Regions from separate parts of the Homo sapiens genome. Here region 2 is linked to region 1. A link is an interaction called in ENCODE POLR2A ChIA-PET data of the cell type or tissue named here. Cell type or tissue: GM12878. All regions are shown on one strand. Links, peaks and the distances in the headings refer to the core of each region. The heading gives the core; the rest is flanking DNA. Region 1 overlaps MCF2L (MCF.2 cell line derived transforming sequence like). Region 2 has its middle 56 kb from the start of MCF2L-AS1.

The links. ChIA-PET counts read pairs that join two places held together with the same protein. Peaks named below come from ENCODE experiments on the same cell type or tissue, not always from the same donor. Only the 100,000 strongest peaks of a DNase experiment are listed, where the experiment ranks them.
Region 2: POLR2A ChIA-PET joins it to region 1 with 9 read pairs; 2 of 35 experiments call an interaction of 5 or more read pairs at or near these places.

Annotation. Positions count from the first base shown.
Region 1 is chr13:113,046,887-113,054,035 of GRCh38, forward strand. The region is part of intron 4 of MCF2L (MCF.2 cell line derived transforming sequence like); the gene reads left to right. Among named protein-coding and RNA genes, the nearest start is that of F7, 55 kb to the right of the region's middle. RefSeq lists an enhancer at 3,598-4,184. In GM12878, for the core only: no CTCF peak of the experiment used is centred there; a DNase peak (open chromatin) is centred at 3,865.
Region 2 is chr13:112,909,024-112,916,172 of GRCh38, forward strand. It overlaps a transcript of MCF2L not described here. Among named protein-coding and RNA genes, the nearest start is that of MCF2L-AS1, 56 kb to the right of the region's middle. In GM12878, for the core only: no CTCF peak of the experiment used is centred there; no DNase peak of the experiment used is centred there.

The DNA of each region.
Region 1 (7,149 bases), core at 779-5,778:
TTTGCTTTTGCGTCACTATAAAGACGTACTTGAGCTGGGTAATTGATAAAGAAAGAGGCGTAATTGGCTCACAGTTCTGCAGGCTGCACAGGCTTAGCACCTGCATCTTCTCAGCTTCTGAGGGGGCCTCAGGGAGCTGCCAGTCGTGGTGGAAGGCAGCGGGGAGCCGGCATCACATGGTGAGAGAGGGAGCGAGAGAGAAGGGGGAGGTCCCAGACTTTTGAACAGCCAGATCTCCAGTGAACTTACTGAGCGAGAACTCACCCGTCACCAAGGGGATGGCGCTGAGCCATTCATAAGGGGTCACGCCCAGACTTAATCACCTCCCACCAGGCCCCACCTCAGCACTGGGAATCGCATTTCAACATGAGACTTGGAGGGGACAAAAATCCCATCCATATCAAGCATCCCCAGAAATGCAGAAAGTTCTTTAGATAAAAGCCATCACCAGCTAACAGCCATGTGTGCCTTTCATTATTGTACGTCTTAAATGAGTTTGCACATGAAGTCATAGGCAACTCTAAAAATTAAATCATAAGAACCCACGGGGTCAGACACACATGGACGGACAACAGATACTCTTGGGAAGCACCCATCCGTCCTGGGCGGGTCCCACAATGCTCCCAGCAGGCACGTCGTCGTTTAAACAACAGACAACACCGTTACAGCCGCATCTTTTATGCTTACCTGCCGCTGATATAAACCAGCCATCAGGACGACTCTTAGCAACACGTGGGTGTAGGAGTCGGCCTCCCTGCCAGGGCACTTGCGGTGTCAGGACGCACCTGGGTGCCTTTCATGCCCGTGGGGTCCAGGCACCTGCATCTTCACACACCTGCCACAGCCCGTCCCTCACACGGCTCATGCCTCACTACATGTGCCCCGTCCCCTCTGCTCACGCCTCGCTACGTGTGCCCCGTCCCCTCTGCTCACACCTCGCTACGCGTGCCCTGTCCCCTCTGCTCACGCCTCACTACGCGTGCCCCAGAGCCTCCGCTGATGCCTCGCTACGCGTGCCCCGGCCCCTCCGCTGACGCCTCGCTACGCGTGCCCCAGTGCCCTCGCACACACATCACCACGTGTGTGTCTCAGATTAATCAGTCACTCCCGGGTTAGATGACAAGAGCTTCCCCAGATACGAGGTTACTTTTTAAGAAATACAAAAATCATTTTCTAAAAGCAAAGTATTTCTGCGAGGTCACCCTACAGGATAGCGAAGCAGCCCACAGCAGACCCGTGATTTAGGTGTCGATCTTCAGCTGCCGAGTGTCCTGTTCCGTTCACCGAGTGTGTGATCGGATGAATTTCTTAAGCAGGTTGGCTCATCTTGAAAGCTCTGTCTTGTGAGCATCATAACTGAACAGTTAGTGTTTTAGTTTTTATTTTTGCATTGATTCTTACACCATAAAAATATGGCTTTTTCTGTCCTTCCTTTAATTCTCAGAATTGACCAACATTGGTTTGGAAGTAACAGAAGCCAGCATTTTCCAGCAAAATCACCCAGAATTCTCTCTGAACACCAGTGCTTTCTTGCTATAATAATTTACGGTCTTTTTTTTTTTTTTTTTTTTTGAGACGGAGTCTCATTCTTTCGCCCAGGCCGGACTGCAGTGGCGCGATCTCAGCTCACTGCAAGCTCTGCCTCCCCGGGTTCACGCCATTCTCCTGCCTCAGCCTCCCAAGTAGCTGGGACTACAGGCACCTGCCACCACGCCCGGCTAATTTTTTATATTTTTAGTAGAGACGGGGTTTCACCCACGTTAGCCAGGATGGTCTCAATCTCCTGACCTCGTGATCCGCCTGCCTCGGCCTCCCAAAGTGCTGGGATTACAGGTGTGAGCCACCGCGCCCGGCTTATGGTCATATTAATACACAGACTCTGTGTAGTTAGCACGTCCTGAGGCTTTTCTCTGTCCCAGGCACTGCCTGGGCATCACGGATGTGAGGGAGGAAGTGAGCAAGGCTCACCGCCAGCTGGGTGAGGACAGTTGAGGGGCATCACAATGGGGTCACAGGCAGGGGCAGCAGGGAGCAGCCAGGAGGGTGGCTGAGCCATGGGGAGGGGGCAGAGTTAGGCCCCACATGCCAGGCCCCATCCACCTGGGCTGTGACCCTGGAGAGGGCGTCTTCCTGTCCCCAGGCCCCTGCTACCCAGGAGCCCGCCGCCTCCAGAAGGGTTTGGTGCAGGAGGGGCATGAGAAACCGGCAGGAGATGATGATGGTGGACATTGGATGGGCCAGGAGACATGGAGCTCACAGCCCTGGTTTCATGAAGGAGAAGTGGGCCACAAGGCCAAGGAGGCAGGAGGCGGGCAGTGGTGGCACTGTCATAGGAGCTGGTTGTGCATGTGCTGAGGCTTAGAGGGTCACTGGTCAAGGGAGTGAGGGCAGCTGTGGACCCAGCCAAGCCTAGGTCCTGGGCAGACCAGGAGGGGTGAGGGTCTCTGCAGTGGGGAAGGGGTGGGTGGTGGGGCTGGCGGGGAGGCCCCAGGCTCTGTCCATGAGCCACGCACTCCTTGGAGAGGGCAGACCAGGGATGACCCCTTGGGCATCTTGATTCAGTTTTTTGGAAATGGTGCAGTTGACCTGACGTGGGGACACCAAGTAGTGGCTGCAGCGGGGCACCTGGACGCCAACCCCTGGGCTCCAGGCCTTGACAGCGAGCTTTGGCTGGCCTAGGCTTCCACCTAAAGTGGCTTTGGGAAAACTAGCACTTAGCAACAGTCCAGGCCAGCCGAGCCCTCAAGCAGGTTTCCAAACAGGCACAGGCTCCAGCTGCCCGACCCCACCAGGGTGCCCAGCTCATGGTGCTGCGGGCGCCACAAAGCAAGCCCGTGGCAGAGACTTGCCTCCAAGCGCTCGGCCACCGAGGAGGACGCAGCGCTTACATAATGTGCCGGGATCCGGGGCTATTTTTAGCCACCATATGTGCTGTCTTAAGAGCTGAGCTCTCCCTAATTTGGGGTGTTCTTTTTTCTTTTCTGGATGCCTTCAGCATGGCTTGGAATAGAAAAATTAGACATTGGAAGAGCCAAAATCCAGTGTTCCTAAAACCAGGCTCCCAATCGAGAGCAAGACCCATGTGATGCTGAGGGCGTGTGGGAGAAGGATAGGTTCACAGCTACCCACCCAGGGGGCAGAAAGATGAGATCCTCTGAGAACTCACGTCTCTTCTCCCTTAGGCAGTTGTGCGGTCCTCAGATAGAAGCATCTTTTATAAAATGCTGTTGCAACATCTAACCCTCTTCCACTGTACTGCATGTGTGAGTGTGTGAGTGTGAGTGTGTGACTGTGTGTGTGTGCGAGCGAGTGGGAGTGTAAGTGAATGTGAGACTGTGTGAGTGTGTGAGTGTGTGCGCGAGTGGGAGTGTAAGTGAATGTGTGTGAGACTGTGAGTGTGAGAGTGTGTGTGTGTGAGAGTGAGTGTGTGTGTGCGTGTTCACATTTTGGGAATTTGTAATAGAGTATATATATTCATGTTTAGAGCTAGCCTAAATCAAACTAAATCTAGATCCTCAAGTAGGTGGCTGGAGAAAGTGAATCTGATTTTTAGACTGCATGGGGCCACAACTCTCTTTCCTGTAACGCCGGTGCAGTCTGTGTGTGCAGGAAAGGTAGAAAACAAGGTGTCTGAGGGACCCCGGACTTCTAGGTCGTCCAGCAAATCTTTCACATTTGCAAAGTACGATTGTATGCGGCCCCCCTGTGCCAGCTACTGGGGCTCTGGGGAGGAGCTCACCGTGGGGGCGGTGGGGGCGGTGGGAGCCGTGGGGGCCGGGGCGGTGGAGGGGGGGGTGGCTGGGGGAGCGGGGAGGCGGGAGGAGCAGGGGGGGCGGGGGCGGGGGGGGCGGGGGGAGCGGGGGGGTGCGGGGGGCGGTGGCGGGGGGAGGGGGGCGGCAGGGGGCGGTGGGAGCGGTGCTAACTCCAGGAGGACTTCCCGGCGGAGGTGATGCTTGGTGAGAGCCTGACGGGAGGAGGAGTTGTCCAGATGGAGGGGGGCGAGGAGCTTCCCCTGGGAACACAAAGCAGCTGGCTGCCGAGGGAGAGAGGGCCAGGTCCGTGTGCCCCTCTCGGAAGAGGCGAGACCGTCCCCCAGGGCAGGGAACTGAAATGCGCGCTGCATAACTGCGGCGACACGGGGGTGGGGGACCCAGCTCTTCCCGGTGTGGCTGAGCTTTCTCAGAACACCGCTGCTGTGTGCAGCAAGCACCTGCCCAGGTGAGCACAGTCCCCCCGTGGTGGACAGAAGGGGACCAGGATCTGCAGGCTGTCTCCTCCGCACCAGCTGCTGTGGCAAATGCGTTTCAGCGCACCCTGCGCGTTCACCAACCGCCGATTACAGGGGAGGAGCTGGGCTTCGGGGCGACGAGGGAAGCTGCCGATGGGGTGGGGCGGCTCTGGGGGCGGCCTGGGCCTTTCTGTCTCTGAAGCCCGAGCTCTCTCCCTACTCCGGTGGTCCCAGGGCCACGGCGGTGGGCGGTGCCGGTCATGCAGAATATTGCAGGGGGAGGCAGCCCGTGAGGCTTCCACGACGCTGAGAGCGTCTATTTAAACGACTGTCCTTCATCCGAGGGTTCGCTCCTCCCACCTAAGGGTGGATTTGACAGCCTTGGGGTATCCAGCAGGGGTGGGAGATCCAGAGGCCCCAAGCCCTTCTTCACTGTGTATTTCCTGGAACATGGAATCCAAGGGTCCAATAACGGGCGGCACGAGCCACTTTGCTCTCTCTAAAGACCTCGGAGGCGACACAGTGAATAACAAGGTTGTCTTAGTCCGGGTCTGCTGCTTATATGTCAAGAGTATCTGAAACTGGGCACTTTACAACGAAAAAGAATTCATGCCTTACAGTTGAGGAGCCTCACCTGGTGAGATCCCTCTTGCTGGTGGGTCCTGAGGCGACGCGGGACCTCACCTGGCGAGGGGAGAGTGAGCCAGCCCAGGGCTGCCCCCGCTGCTTACAAAGCCACCAGGCCCCCACCCACCCCCACGACAGCCCGTTAATCCGAGAATCCGTGAATGGATGAATCCATTCATGAGGGTGGGGCCGTCCTGACCCAGTCACCTCTGAAAGGTACTGCCTCTCAATGCTGCCATGAGTTTCGAAGTTTGGTAGGGACGAACATTCCAACCACACCAAATGTATATTTCAGAATTGCTAAAAGAATCCATTTTAAATGTTCTCAGCACAGAAAACTGGTGAGTGGGTGAGGTGACAGATCGGTTAATTGGCTTGATTTAATCATTCCACTGAGGATACCTATAGCAAAACATCACTGGGTGCCCCGTAAGTAGATACAATCATGATTTGTCAGTTAAATGTAGAAACATTTTTTTAAAAAGATAAACAGAGAAAAAGAAAGAGCTCTGAGACCCGGGCTCGCTCAGCGGTTTTTTCTCGCAGAGAAGAGGAAGGAGCCCGGGGGTCCCTGGGACCAGGTGCCTCATGAGGCTCCGTGTGGGCCGTGGACCCTGCAGGCCACGCCGGCTTCCCTGACTGATAAACCCAGAGCCAGGCCTTGCCGGTGAGAGGCCAGGGACTGCTGGCTGAGCTTCTCCAGCGCTGCTCTTCACTCCCCTGGATGCCTGGAGCGAGACTATTTGCCTGGTTTATTTTTTTCAGCTTAGAGCTCGTTGCACGGAGTCAGAACCCCTGCATCCCGGTGGCTCAGGCATTTGAGTGAAGGTCGGATCAGGAGGGAGGGGAGATGCAGCTGCCCCACGCATGGAGGAGAAGAGCTGTGAGCTGCAGCAGCCTCGTGTCTTTTTCCTCTCAACTTTCAGTTCAGAAAAATTTCAGACCTACAGAAAACTTGGGAGAGTCTCACAGTGAACAAACCTCAGCTGTGGCCATAAACAAAGTGCCCATTCGTGTGTGTGTGTGTGCGTGTGTACAAAAACACACAGACATAGACACAGACATGTACACACATCACACAGACACATCACACAGACACAAAACACATCACATAGACACATACACAGACACACACATATATATACACATATACCCACACATACATCACATAAACACACACACATATCACACAGACATGCATACACTCAGAGACATACATCACACAGGCACAGAGACACACATCACACACAAACACACACATATATGCACATATACACACATCACATAAACACAGACACACACACACATTTTGCTGGTGAGAGCCGGCTCTGCCATCGTGTCAGTTCATCCCGGATTGCTGACATGGTGTCTCCTGAGTGGAGCTGCCCTCTGCATAACCACAGGCGAGTCTGCATCGCGGCCACACTGCCCTCTGGATGCCCACACATGGGGCTTTCTCCACGTGCCCCGTCATGTCCTTCCTGTATTTGTTAAAATCCAGGTCCAGTGAAGGACGGCGCCCCCGTCAGCTGTCCACCCTTCTCAGTCGTCTCTAATCCACCCAGTTGTTGGTTTTTGTTTTGCTTTCTGTCTTTTGTGAGATTGAGATTTGCGAAGGGTTGAAGCCAGTTGCTTTATGGAATATCCTTTCATCTGGTTTCCTTGTAATTAGGTTCCACGTGGTCCTTTGGGGCGGGAATCCTGGTGGGTGAGCTTCTGGGGCAGCCCGTGGAGGCCCAGGATGTCCATGTGTCCCGTGATTGGGGCGGTGTTGTGTGCTCAGACGGCCAAGGAGGCGTCCGGATTTCCCCAGGAGAAGGTGCCTCTCCTCTTGGTAATCAGTGGGTCATGTGTGGTGATGCTCAGGACGGGGCGAAGGTCCCGTGGCTGAGGTGTCCACTGACCGTTTCTGCCTGAATGGGTGGTTCGGTGGTGGTTGCCACAGGGCTGTGTTTTCAAGGGGAGCAGCAGGTGCCTGGCGTCTGCATCCACACCTGCCTGGAGCCTCCTTCCATTTGTTACTCTGTCTCCTCCTGTGTCCCTGCAGCTGTGTCTCCAGTGATCTTGCCTGTACTCTCCGCCTCTGCAGAGTGAGGTTTTCACTGATTGCAAAGTAAACATGCACGCCCCTTCAGGGTCCTGGTCCTTAGGGAGCTGGTTAACAAGTTGACCAGAAAAACAACCCGAATACTCCTCAACTCTTGATGGGAGCTCAGTTCACACGGCTCCGAATCGGCGAAACGCAACCAACGCTGGGCAGAACCTTGGCACAACTTTGCTGGTGTCTGCTGAGA
Region 2 (7,149 bases), core at 1,350-6,349, 140 kb before region 1:
CATGCTTATGTTTATCCATGCTGCTCTCGGCTTTGCCGAGGGGATGATCTGGGTAGGGGGATTCACTTGGTTTGAACTGTTCCCACTGCAAAGAAATTCTCTCCCTCCTGCTTGCCTCATCCGCTTCTGGGTTAAGTCCAGGACTGGCAAAAACACTGCCTGTTCCCGAGGGAGCCCCTGTAACCAACCTCTCCCCAGATGTCTAATCCCTTGCTTGTGATTCCAGCAGAGGTCTCGGCATCTCGTCCACAGTGAGCTGGTGTCCTGCCAGTCTCGGGAGGCACTCGGCAGTGTGAGTACATCCTTCACCTCTGTGTCTACAGACCCGGCCTCCCCGCCCAGCATGGGTTGAAGCCAGGCTAAGGCGTTGATCCCAAGGGGCTGTCTGCAGGGGTTTGGGGCAGGCCTGAGCATTCACCCCAGCGTCCTGTGCAAACGTCTTCGTCAGGAGCGCACTTGGGAAGTCCTACACTAGCGCAGAGGGTGCGCAGCCAGCGGGTCTATCAACTTGGATGCAGGTAGTGCTCAGTGGCATTTGGAGGAGAGTCTAATAACCAAGAGGATGAATCTCTTTGAAGGATCTGATGGAAACAAGAAATGAAGAGGGTTGTTTTGTTTTGTTTGTTTTATGAGACAGAGTCCTGCTCTGTTGCCCAAGCTGGATGGAGTGCAGTGGTGCAATCTCAGCTCCTTGCGGCCGCCGCCTCCTGGGTTCCAGCTATTCTCCTGCCTCAGCCTCCCAAGTAGCTGGGATTACAGGCATGCACTTTGACACCCCGGCTAATTTTTGTATTTTTAGTAGAGATGGGGTTTCACCATGTTGTCCAGGCTGGTCTCAAGCTCTTGACCTCAAGTGATCCGCCCGCCTTGGCCTCCCAAAGTGCTGGGATTACAGGCATGAGCCACTGTGCCTGGCCACGAAATGAAGAGATTTTACTACCTGAACCTTAAAACTGTTCCTGAGAAATCACCAAGAAGACTGACCAGCAAATGAAAACCTGGAAAAAAATTGCAACAAAGGATAGATATTTATCTATGCATCTGTCTTACATAGCAGAGTGAAAAGGAGGCACACGTTCATAGAAAGTGAATATAAAGCTTGCACAGAAATAGGCTGACCTGTTCAGTTTAAAGAAATGTAATGCTGACCACAAGGTCTCTTTCTCTTTCCATTTTTATGGCCAAAAATTCCAAGCCTGCTGGTAGGAATGCCAGTCCTTATCGATATACTGGAAAACAACTGATGTCAGTAAAAGTCTTCAAATATTTTTAGTTTTCGTCAGCAATGTTCACTTCTAAGAATTTAAAAGAAGAAAATGATAAAAATATTGTCACAAACATTCATGAACAAAGGTGATCATCACAGCCGTTATTTATAATTATGAACACTTGCAGGAAAGCAAAATTACAGCAGTAAGGGTTTGGAAATGATTTAGTTGTTGAGATCATAATTCTCCCTGGCACATCTTACACTATAATAAGTGAAATTGCCAGTTATAAAAACGATACACAGTCTTCAATTTTGTAAACACCAAATATGTGCAGTTTTGTAAAAGACTTAAGATATGCACCTAAATATAAATGTTTTTAATCATACATGTGCCATTTGTTGTTCTTTTTGTTTTTCTGCATGAGGAAACCTTCTTATCTATGTCAGAATAAATGCTTCTTAGAAAAGGAAATTAGACTGAAAACAGGCACGAGGGGGGCTCGGGCTTCCTGCCCCCCGGTCCCCTGGTTTGCCGCTGACGCTAGTGGAGAGCTCTTCTCGCCTTCACCTTCCTGGTGGCTGTCTCGCCGGGACTGTGCCGCTGGTGACCTGGGGGGTGTTAATTACCTAACACTTTTCAAGGGGAAAATATTTCGTGGGAGAATTCGTCTGAAATTCTGCTGGAGGCACCTTGGAGAAACAGCTGCGTGTAAATGAAGCCGCAGCCAAAACGCAGGCCAGGGGGCCCAGCACTTTCCCAGAATTTGGGGGGTGGGGGCGGGGCGGGGGTGGGGCTGACTCTCTCGCCCCTGCCCTGGGACCTGGCCGCTCCCCGGCGTCAGCTGGTGCATGCATGGTGATGGAGCTGGTGTTGAACCCCCGCGGGTCTTCGGGAGCTCGTCCTGGCGGTGGGTGGCGAATGCCAAGGCCCCCTCAGGAGCCTAAGCCCAGCTTTATTTTCCATACCATGTCAGTGACTCCAGAAGACCCAGAGGCTGGGTCTGGTCAGAGGTGATGGCCAGAGGGAGCCCGTTTGCAATGTCCCACGGCCAGGATGGGTCTGGCTGGCGGAGCCCTGTGTCTACACACGTAGCCTTGGGTCCCGGGGTCTGTCTGCAGCTCCGCCCGGCACCGTCCATGCAGGGTGTAGACCCAGACACTCTCCTGCCTGGGAGAGCGGCCCAGCCGCTAGTCCTGTGCGCCCACCAGGTTCTTCTCTCCCAGCGTGGCCGCCATGTTGGCCGTGATCCCCGGATCCTGCCTGCTGCAGGCTCCTCTGGGAATGGCCCGCCCACCATGCTCCTCTGAAACCCTCCCTCACTTCCAGAGACCTGGGCCCCGGGCCTCACCCAAGCCCCTGCTGTGGTCACCCGGGCTGCAGGCGTCCTCTCAGGTGTCTCAGCCGTGGGCCCGGCACCCCCTTCTGTGTTCACCTCCTTCCCCGAGGCCGAGGGCGCGGCGGGCCTGCGCCAGCCTTTCCTCACAGAATACCCGGGACCTCACACGGATGCGCTGAGCAGCGATTTCTTCCGTCTTCCTCTCTTCCGACTTCTTTCCTTCTAGAAACAAATGTGATCTTTGGTTACTGGGTTTTCCCTAAACATTACTGAGCTGTGTCATCAGAACTTAGACTTCAGGTACCTCAAGGAAAAGAGGTTCTGTTTAGCAGCAGAGAAGAAAAAGGCTACACGCAGGCTAGGTGGCCAATCCGCCAAGAATAGGAATGAGATGAACTTTGAATTCTTTTTAAAAAGAAAAAACAATGTCTTCATTGAGTAAGTTCTACCCCACCCTCACCAAGAGTCACGTGGCTGGGGAGGTGGCCGTGCATGTGGCCCAAGTCCCTTGTTCTGTGAAGTTTCCCATCCCCGGGCCCAGCAGTCACATCCTCAGAGTGTCAGTTAACATGTGTCTCTGTCCCCTGTGTTTAGTTTATTCAGAACCTGAACCAGCTCCAGGAGGACACCTTTCTCTTCAGGCAATTTCAGAGTGGTGCTCTCCATCTCAGGAGTGGGTAATGTCTGGGTGTGAGTGTCCGGGGACATTGGCAGCCACAGGTCATTGTTGCTTAAATCTATTAATTTATTCCTTTTTTTTTTTTAGATAGAGCCTCGCTCTGTCACCCAGGCTGGAGTGCAGTGGTGCAATCTGGGCTCACTTGCAACCACTGCCTCCTGGGTTCAAGCAATTCTCCTGCCTCAGCCTCTCAAGTAGCTGGGATTACAAGCGCACGCCACCACACCCAGCTAATTTTTGTATTTTTAGTAGAGACGGGGTTTCACCATGTTGGCCAGGCTGGTCTCGAACTCCTGACCTCAGGTGATTCACCCGCCTTGGCCTCCCAAAGTGCTGAGATTACAGGTGTGAGTCCACCATGCCTGGCCAATTTATTCTTAAGAGCTGCAAATGTCCTCATTGTGTCATTTCTTTTTTATTTATTTGCTGGAAGTCACCTAATAAATATCCCCATATATATTTTATATCCTTCTTTTCTTATATAAATGGCTTGTGTCTTTGTGTGGCTGTGTGTGTGTCACATGTCTGTGTGTGTGTCTGTGGTGTATCTCTGTGTGTGTATGTATGTATGGGGTGTGCCTGTGTGTGTGTCTGTAGTGTATCTGTGTCTGTATGGGGTGTGTCTGTGTGTGATTGTGTGTGTGTCTGTGGTGTATCTCTGTGTATGTATGGGGTGTGTCTGTATGATTGTGTGTGTCTGTGGTGTATCTGTGTCTGTATGTATGGGGTGTGTCTGTGTGATTGTGTGTCTGTGGTGTATCTCTGTGTCTGGGTGTGTCTGTGATTGTGTGTCTGTGGTGTATCTGTGTATATGGGGTGTGTCTGTGTGATTGTGTGTGTGTGGTCTATTTCTGTGTCTGTATGTATGGGATGTGTCTGATTGTGTGTCTGTGGTGTATTTCTGTGTCTGTATGTATGGGGTGTGTCTGTGTGATTGTGTGTGTGTCTGGTGTATCTCTGTATGTATGGGGTGTGTCTGTGTGTGATTGTGTGTGTGTCTGGTGTATCTCTGTGTCTGTATGTATGGGGTGTGTCTGTGTGTGATTGTGTGTCTGTGTTTATGTGTGTGTGTCTTTGTGTGATTTTTTGTGTATATGGCAAACCCAGAACAGAACATTATCACTCACCTCACCTGGCAAAACAAAAAGCTTTCAGAGAGATGTGTGGCCGTCATGATGTCTCAGCTGCAGGCATTTTTCAAAGTTATGTTTGATGCAGCTGGCACCTTTCTTCTCGGGGACAAATGTGATCTTTGATCATTGAGTTGAGAATGAGTTTACTCAATAATTTTAAAATGCCTCGGTGTGAGAGGATGGGCTGCTAGTAAACATTTGTGGCAAATATGCGTTGTCTTTTCCTCCTTCAAGTGCATGGGGCAGGCTGCTTCTCTGCACGTCCATCTGTGGGTCAGTCTGTCCTGCCACCTCCCTTGCCCCAGGGCTTAGTGCCCTGTGTGGATCACGGCTGCCCCAGGGATGCTGGGGAAGGATTCAGCCCAACAAATAGATTCGTTGACGTCCTCTCAACGAATGTGTGCTTTTAAAAATGTCTTTAATTTTGCACTCCATTTCATACAACAGGTGCACATTTAAAACATTTATTTTTAAACAGCTCTGTCTTCTCAGCACTGCAGACTCTTTCTCGCTCACTTGACAGGCAGACGTTGGGACTATGTTCTTTTCCTGCCAAGAATCCATCAGCCCCCCAATGCCTGCACCTCGAGTCCAGACTCCTTAGCGTTGCGTTGGGACGTAATTCCCCGTTAGCATCCCCAGCCCCTTCTCCCCCTGTGAGCCAGCCTGGGTTCTTTTCTTTTTCCTTTCTTCCCTGTTTTCCTTCTTTCTTTTTTGGGTTTGTAATAAGTAATATACAGTCTTGTGGTTAAGAAATCAAAATAATAAAGAAGATACGGCTTGAGGATTCTTGCTCTGCACTGGTCCTTCCGCCAGGACCTGGTGCGTCCCCCAAGAGGGCCTTGCCATGTGCGAGCTGAGACACATGTTCACACTTTCCTCCTTTTTTGTACAAAAGGTAGCACATGGTAAATAGCGTCTGCACGCTTCTCCCCTCGCTCTGTCTTCGGGACTACTCCACATCCATGAAGAAGCAGCATCCTTATTCTCTTGCACAGTGGGCAGTGGCTACACTGTATTCACTCGTCTCTGCTGATGGGCACTACTGTAGTGGTGCAATTAGTAACCTAGTATACATGCCCTTCAGCGTGTGTACTGGTGTATGGATCTCACATTCCCAGAGGCTGAGTGAAAGAATAAAGGCTTTTTGACAGTATTCCTCAGGTACTCACACACTCGCTCTGTGAGCCACGTGATCATGGGAGCGGCTCCCTGCAGAGGTGTCTGATGGGAGAGGCTGATGTCCTTGTCTGATGGTTGCTCCAACCTGAGAATGGTGAGCTGCTCTCCCAATGCAGACTTTCATCACTTGCATCTCATGCGTGAGATTGAACTGCTTCTCATTTATGTTTTTATCTTTGTTTGCCCATATTTTAGCTGGGTTGCTAATCTTTTAATGTTTTCTAGGCGCTTTTCATAAATTAGGGAGTTTAGCTGTAGTGATGTGAGTTGAAAGTATTTTTTCAAATCGTCATTGTCTTGACTTTCCTTTTTTTTTTTCTTTTGCCACTTAAAATATGTAGTTGAATCTCAGTATTTGGGGGCTTCTGGATTTTGAGTCGTAGTTGAAAAGGTCTTCCTATTCTGAGGTTATACAGGAATTCACCCATTTTTTTCCTAATATTTTATTTCCATTTAAACTTTTGACCCACTTGGATTGATTTTGTTGTATGGTGTCAAGTATGGGTCCAAGTTTGCTTTTCTGACCTGGGGATCCTAACATCGTTCATCAAAATCTCCATGTTGGCCGGGCGTGGTGGCTCAAGCCTGTAATCCCAGCACTTTGGGAGGCTGAGGTCGGTGGATCACAAGGTCAGGAGATCGAGACCACCCTGGCTAACACGGTGAAATCCTATCTCTACTAAAAATACAACAAATTAGCCGGGTGTGGTGGCAGGCACCTGTAGTCCCAGCTACTCAGGAGGCTGAGGCAGGAGAATCGCTTGAACCCGGGAAGCGGAGGTTGCAGTGAGCTGAGATTGCGCCACTGCACTCCAGCTTGGGTGACAGAGCAAGACTCTGTCTCACAAAAAAAAAAAAAAATCCATCCTCACTACACGCATCAGCAGTTGCCACCATTAAAATAGATTGAATTTTCATACATATTTGAGTCTGTTTCTGGACTCCCTGTTCTGTCTCATTTCTGCTTGCCTTCCATTTTCCCACACCCACTACTTTAATTACTAGGGCTGGTGGTCTCGTTTCACTGCTGTCCTTGGTAAGAGCTTCCTGGACACTCTTGCTAGTGTACCTTTTCCTAGGAACCAAAGTTCCTGTTATCTAATTACATGATTGCATGAACAAATCTGCAGATAATCATGGTTTTCTTTCTTGTCAATTTTTGTGCTTCCCATCTCGTCCCGAGTGGATTGCCCAGCATCTCCTGGACGTGATTAAGTAGTAGTAGTGATGTTCAGGTTTGGTGATGCTGCCTTCTGTAATATCCCTATTCAATATTATACTGGCCTTCAGGCTGAGATGGGTACTTTGTTGTTGTTGTTGTTGTTGTTTTAATTTTTTAAAAATTAAAAACAGGCCGGGCGCAGTGGCTCACGCCTGTAATCCCAGCACTTTGGGAGGCCGAGGCATGTGGATCACAAGGTCAGGAGATCGAGACCATCCTGGTTAACACGGTGAAACCCCGTCTCTACTAAAAATACAAAAAAAAAAAAAAAATTAGCCGGGCATGATGGCGGTTGTCTGTAGTCTCAGCTACTCAGGAGGCTGAGGCAGGAGAATGGCGTGAACCTGGGAGGCGGAGGTTGCAGTGAGCTGAGATTGCGCCACTAT